Linked DNA regions of Homo sapiens: region 1 is linked to region 2. A link is a contact called in ENCODE Hi-C or POLR2A ChIA-PET data. All regions are on one chromosome and are shown on one strand. The core of a region is the stretch at or near the end of the contact, and the rest is flanking DNA. Distances in the headings are between cores, read along the strand shown.

Region 1 (3,401 bases), core at 85-2,584, 230 kb after region 2:
TGACAGAGCAAGACTCTCTCTCAATAAATAAATAAATAAATAAATAAATAAATAACATCAAGATTCTTATATCCATGCGAATGATCTCTCTAGTGCCAGGAAAGAACATTTAAAGATGTGACTAACTTGGTACCAGATCAGATCCTAGCTGAAGTTTTGGCTGAGAAATAATGAAAGTCAGGGGACTTTTCACTTTTGAATTATGGGCTAATGTTGTTAATGGACTAATGTAAAAATATATTGATAATAAAATTTTCTGTTAATTTGGTTTTTTAAAACTTTATTCTGTCTCCTAAGAGAACTATTTTGAGATTTACATATAGAAAAACTATTTCCTGCCTCTCCCTGATGTAACAGAATTGAAATACTTTAAATATGAGTTTCTTAATATTATAGTTAATATTTATGAAAGAATATTTAATTAACATACAGTATGGCTTTGTTTTTGTTTTTAATTTTTTGGGTACCTTTGTCCCCTGACTCCACTAGATATTTTCTTTAATGCACAGAGAAAGAGCCAAGTTTTTCCTTCCTGGGTCTGTGCTGTAGAATACAACAGGAATGGGCCAGGTGTGGTGGCTCACGCCTGTAATCCCAACACTTTGGGAGGCTGAGACAGGAGGATCAGTTGAGCCCAGGAGTTCAAGACCAACCTGGGCAACATAATGAGATCTCATCTCTACAAAAAAAAAAAAAATTAAAGTATAAAAAAGAAAGAAAACAGGAATGATGGTATTTAATTTATGTCTTTAAATGGTCTTCCTCTGATTATTCCATAGGTCCACTGGAAAGGAGTTTGCCCTAAAGATTATAGACAAAGCCAAATGTTGTGGAAAGGTATAGTATGCATAACCCCTAGTTCTGAAAGAAACTAGAGTAACTTGGTGAGGTGTTTACTGTGATGAAGGAATTTAAGTGGGGACTTGACACAACTATCACAGCAGGAGTAGAGACCAGTAATAGTGGGAAAAACAGTTAAGCGGTTTTATTCCTGCTATTTTTCAGAAACTTTAATCCTAAAACAGTAAATTGATTTGATCTTGGTCCTAACTAGAAAACGTAGATTCTTTTCTCTGGGAGATACCTATTTTAACACCCAACAATACTCAAAAGGTGCGTCAAGAACTCTGAGGGACCTGGGACTTTACTTGCAAGCTAACAAAGCCTTCCAGCTTCATACAGGCCAGCAGAACACAAGATTTCTGAGTCAGAGACAAAAGGATTTGTTATTCCTGACACAGCAGGTAGCATGAGCTTCATGCTTGCATTGGTTCCCCTTAACTCCCAAGTCCCATAGTGGTGAGGCTGAGGAGCCCAGCTGGATGATTTACACACAGTGGGTTTATGTCATAGCTGGGGAACTCTGAGCTTAGGAAACCCTCAGTCTTAGGAGGAGGTGCTAGCAATGCTGCCCAGTCTTTGCCTCAGAGGAGAATATTATTTTCATTATCCTGGTCAGGAAACACATCTGCCGTTTGCCCGTAAGGGAGACTCATCTTTGTGTTCCAAGGGTGTTTCCTGGACAAACATCCTTGGAAAGATAGTTTGGAACAGAAGCTGATGCATCATGAGCAGAAATGCTGTGAAGAATCATCTCCTCAATAAGATAAACTTTTTTCCTTCTGTCCCACTCTCTAACTGGGGTTGGGAAAAGATCAACCAATAAAATGCTGCTGCAGTTACTGATACTTTAACTATGTTTGAAAAAATAAATATTCCGTTGCAGCAATGACAAAGACCTTTTTAGATTCCATTGTGGTAACACATCAATTAAGAGAACAAGCTGTAGAGCTACATCGTTCAACACCAGAGCTACCAGTCACGTACAGCTACAAAGCACTTGAATGTAGCGAGTCTGGATTGAAATAGGCTGCTAAGTATAAAATACACACCAGATTTTGAAGACTTAGTACTAAAAAAAGAATGTGAAATACCTCATTAATATCTTTGTATATGATCACATGTTGAAATGAAAATATTTGGATATATTAAGTTATAATTTTAAAAACCTTGCTTTTTAATGTGGTTCTTGGTTAGAATTACGTATATGGATCATGGTGTATATTTATGCTGGACACTGCTGCTCTAGAGCCAGATTCTATAAAGTGTATTCCTGGCCCTGCCTCTTCTTGGAAAATTTATTTAACCCCTCTATTTCTTCCTTTAAAATGTGGTTATTATCGACACCTAGAACATAAGATTATTGTGAAAATTGGTTGAATTAAGCCATGGAAAACAGAGAAGTGCTAGTATATAATAAGAATTCAACACATGTTAACTGCTAACATTATTAATATGCCAGAGGAGTTTAGAATTTATAATTAGCAGGATTTGATCTGATAGTTGTCATTTTATAGTTATGGAACCCCTAAACTGGTCTTCATTGGACTTCTACAAAATAGTGTATTTTTAACAGGAAATGTAAAATATTCTGCTCGAATGGTTTAGAAAAATCTTCTCAGAACTCCAGAATGGAAAATCCAGGAGGCAAATTTGTCATTTACTTTTTTTTTTTTTTTTAACCACACTGTGATAATTACTGAAGCATAGACTGCATAGACTGTGCAAAATGCCCCTTTTCCTTTGAATAAGGTTTTCTTTTGCTTAATTTTCTTTAAATAATTTGATATGCTTTTACTTATTGTTCTAGCGATATTACTAATGTTTTTCACTGTAATAGCCTTTTCTCCATACATGTAAGGGTTCTGCTTTCGATGTGGTGGTGTGTGATTTAAGCAGAACGTATCATAATTTGGTGAGCCAGGTTCTGTAGAACTACATTAAAAATTTTTTCAAAACAGTAAAAAAAAAATAAAAAGGTGCTATGGTAAGGATATGGTTTACGTGATTAAAATTTAAACAGCTGTTTCCATGGTTGGAAAAAAAAGGTCTTTGTATGCAAAAAATTTACACTAAGGGCTGAGGCAAATGGATAAGTCAGTTCTAACATTTGAATCTTATTTTTTCTAGTCTGTGAATGTCATTCTATTTTTATAATGCATGATCAAATATTTTTCCACTTTTACATTTTGCTTATCTAAACAACTATTTCCACATTAAGACTATACAAAATTATAATTTTAAAACTTGATTAGTTACAAATAAGTTGATTTTTCCCATTACATTTTATTTTTAGAAAAAAATTATATAGAGAATTTTTGTTAATTTGAGGGGGTGGTATTCAGTCACTGTTTTGGAGTGTTGGCCACCTCTGCTATATACAGAAAATTAATAATGCTGAAAATAATATCTGCTATTTGTTAAAATGTATTATTTATCCAGGCTTGGATATATAGGAACTTTGCACATTACCTTTAATGACTTGCAAAACAGATGCGCCAGTTTTACAGATAAGGAAACAGACTCAGATTAAATAGCTTCCAAAAAAGTCACACAGAGAC
Region 2 (3,371 bases), core at 403-2,902:
ATTTACAGCTTGTATTTAAATTAAGTCTACACAGTCTACCTTTAGGAAATTAAATCCCATTTTGGCTTAAGACAGATATTTAGCAGAAATTTATTACGTTTGTCTCATGAGCTTTAAAAATTTATGAATGGAAAGAAATTAATTTTAAGTAAAGTAATCTAAACTTAACTGCCTATATTTTTCAAGAAAGTTTCAGCCAGGCACGGTGGCTCACCTGTAGTCCCAGCACTTTGGGAGGCCTAGGTGGGTGGGTCATTTGAGGTCAGGAGTTCAAGACCAGCCTGGCCAACATGGTAAAACCCCATCTCTACTAAAAATACAAAAATTAGCCAGGCGGTAGTGGCACATGACTTTAATCCCCACTACTCCAGAAGCTGAGGCAGGAGAATCCCTTGAGTCTGGGAGGCAGAGATTGTAGTGAGCCTTGATCGCGCCTCTGCACTCCAGTCTGGGTGACAGAGTGAGACCCTGTCTCAAAAAAAAAAAAAGAATGAAAGAAAAAGTTTTGCTGAAAAGTCATTTTTTCTCTAAATAAGAAGAAACTACTCTTGTACACACCATATCAGTTTTTTGTCCCATAAAAATTTGTGATAAAACTTTTAGGCTGTGGTAGGCTGAATAATGGCCCCCAAAGTTGTCCACATCTTAATGCCTGGAATCTATTAATATGTTATCTTACAAGGCAAAAGAGAGTTAACAGATTGATTTGAATTTAGGGTCTTAAAATATAAAGAGTAGCTCAGATTGTCCAGGTGAGCCTAATGTAATCACAAGGGTTGTTATAGGAAAGAGCAGAAAAGCTGGGGTTGGAAGAGAGGGAGAGAGAATGATTTGAAGATGTTAAGATGCAAGATTTGAAGATGGAGGAAGAGTCCACTGCCAAGGAATGCAGGCAGCCTCTAGAAGCTGGGAAAGGCAAGGAAATTGATTCTTCTCTGCAGCCTCCAGAAGAATGCAGCCCTACTAACCCATTTTGATTTTCTAGTCTCCGGAATAGCACAATAATAAATTAGGGTTGTTTTAAGTTACTAAGTTTGTGGTAATTTGTTACAGCAGCAATTGGAAACAAATACATAGGCCTAATTGGATAAGGTGAAAGCACACACATACACACATGTACACACACACAATCAAACAGGTAATTTTTTTTAACAGGAAAGAAAAACTGAGTGTCATCTACCTACAACTACTGATTTGCTTTGTGGGGTTTATATGCTTGGTGGAGAGGGGGAACAAACAAAATGAGTAGGTTAATAGGTTGGCCAAAATAAATGGATCCCCAGGAAAACTGCATTCTCTATTCAAAAGACCATTGACAATCATTCTTGGATTATCATACCTACAAATTACTGACCCTGCTAAAGCACCACGAGCTGCAGATATGAAAATTTTTGTGCAGTTTCCCTGAGACATGAAAATTATTTGAAGGGTTCATCCAGATAAAATGATTCAAAGTGGCTATATTACACATTCACTTGCTCACGTGTTCACTGTCTACGCCCACACTCCACACAGGAGACAGCACAGTGGCAGTGTCTCCAGGAACATGAGGCTGACCCTAGAGACCAACAATAAGGAAGCCTTGTATTCCTCACTCCTACAGAGGTGTGAGCGTTTCATCTTATTTGAACACTAGCTCTCTGTTAACACTTTGTTGTTGCTGACTCATCAGGCACTGCCTTCCATGTTTGCTCATCTGTGTCATTTGCAGTTTTGAATCCAGTAGTATCTTAGTCTTTGCTCATTTACTCTCTCACACTGCAGTCTCATAGCTACTGAATCATTGTCCCTGAAAGTCCTGCTTCCCTCTACTTCCATGCCAGGTTCTGTAGCTCTGCATGTCTTTCTGGAGCAAGTTTTCTGGTTGTCCCTGTAAGAGCAGTTCTCCGTTCTGAAGCTGCATACTCAGTGATCTGTGCCAGGAGTTGGCAGTTACAGCCCAAGGCCAAATCCAGCCCACTACCTGTTTTTGTAAAGTTTTATTGGAACACAGCCATCCTCTCTTGTTTACAAGTTGTCTATGGCTGCTTTCAAACCACAACTTCAGAGCTGAGTAGTTGTGATAGAGGTCTTATGGCCTGCAAAATCTGAAATATTTACTATGTGAAATATTAAGAAAAACATTGGTGGCTTTTGCTCTATGATTTTATGGCTATCAAAAGAGGGTTTTGACCTTTATTCCATTGGAAGAGACACTTCCTTTCTGTTTAGAGTAAAAATTGAAAGTTGTTCTGGCTGGCCTGGTGGTTCACATCTGTAATCCCAGCACTGTGGGAGGCCGAGGCAGGCAGATAACTTGAGGCCAGGAGTTCAAGACCAGCCTGGCCAATATGGTGAAACCCCATCTCTACAAAAAATACAAAAAGTAACCGGGCTTGGTGGCGCACACCTGTATTCCCAGCTACTTGGGAGGCTGAGCCACAAGAATCCCTTGAGCCTGGGAGGCAGAGGTTGCGGTGAGCTGAGATCATGCCACTGCACTCCAGCCTGGGCAACACAGCAAGACTCTGTCTCGAAAAAAAAAAAGAAATAAGAAATAAGAAAATTGTTCCTTCGTGCTTGCAACACAAAATCACCTGCTGCGTAACAGTGTTACCACTATCCAACACTGTTTGTGTCTTCAGATATTATTGTTTATTCACATAATGTACAACAGCATACAGATTATTAAAAAGTGCTGTGCAAAAAGAAGATATTGTCTTACCAGAGAAAAGGAGCATTGCAGGTTTTGTGATTACCCATGAATATGTATTTTAAAAATCGGTTTTATTTTTATGATAGGAAAAAGGTTTTGTTGATTTGCAGAACTTCTGATCAAATACTTTCAGAACCTGGGTTCCAACTGTTTCCTCCACAATAGCTATTCTTGATAACGTCAATGAGAATTCTATACACAAAGCTGCTTTTCTGTAGCAAGTACCTGTGCATATGTTTTCATAATAATCGGAGCATTTTTGTAATAATTTTTAAACTTATACACAATGACATTGAATCAGTAAGACAAAGTCCTAAATCTTCTCTCTTCTCTAAGAAAACTCCCCGTATTTCAAATGCTGAAAATAGGGATTTTGTTTACTCCAGCCAGCATTATTTATAGATTGCCCAAAATTTGCATTTTTGAATGGGAATTTATAGACCTCCCATTATTTTAGCATTTAAAAAATTATCTAATAAATTCTATAGCATAAAGAACTGTTTGAGCATCAAATCCAGATTCTCATAATGGAAATTATCTGAGCATGTTTCTCTGCCTGGCAGAAGGTGGCACTAGAGTTATGCTTGCAAAACCAGTGCGAAATGTCTGCAGAGGCAGTACTTAATTGGCCAGACTTCAAACAGCGGGCTAGCATGGAAATCAGCATATATACTGT

What was found. Hi-C counts contacts between places; a loop is a spot of excess contacts on that map. ChIA-PET counts read pairs that join two places held with the same protein, here RNA polymerase II (POLR2A). Pooled maps may share reads with other maps.
Region 1: a loop to region 2 is called in a map of right cardiac atrium, with 4 times the contacts of the local background. The contact joins two enhancer-like sites. A Hi-C loop is called at or near these places in 43 of 168 maps with a recorded cell type or tissue (A673, CD14-positive monocyte, Caco-2 and 31 more), 2 of 37 single-sample maps with no recorded cell type and 13 of 50 pooled maps. POLR2A ChIA-PET finds 5 or more read pairs at or near these places in 5 of 52 experiments (A673, AG04449, AG04450 and 2 more).

Annotation. Positions count from the first base shown.
Region 1 is chr4:150,223,722-150,227,122 of GRCh38, forward strand. It overlaps DCLK2 (doublecortin like kinase 2), which reads left to right. Exons shown (of 16, transcript NM_001040260.4): 8 at 780-837. Among named protein-coding and RNA genes, the nearest start is that of DCLK2, 150 kb to the left of the region's middle. Within about 2 kb of position 1,335, at least 2 of the 41 ENCODE cell types and tissues checked have a DNase peak (open chromatin) inside an H3K27ac peak, as active enhancers do.
Region 2 is chr4:149,996,404-149,999,774 of GRCh38, forward strand. No RefSeq gene overlaps it. Among named protein-coding and RNA genes, the nearest start is that of DCLK2, 80 kb to the right of the region's middle. Within about 2 kb of position 1,653, at least 3 of the 41 ENCODE cell types and tissues checked have a DNase peak (open chromatin) inside an H3K27ac peak, as active enhancers do.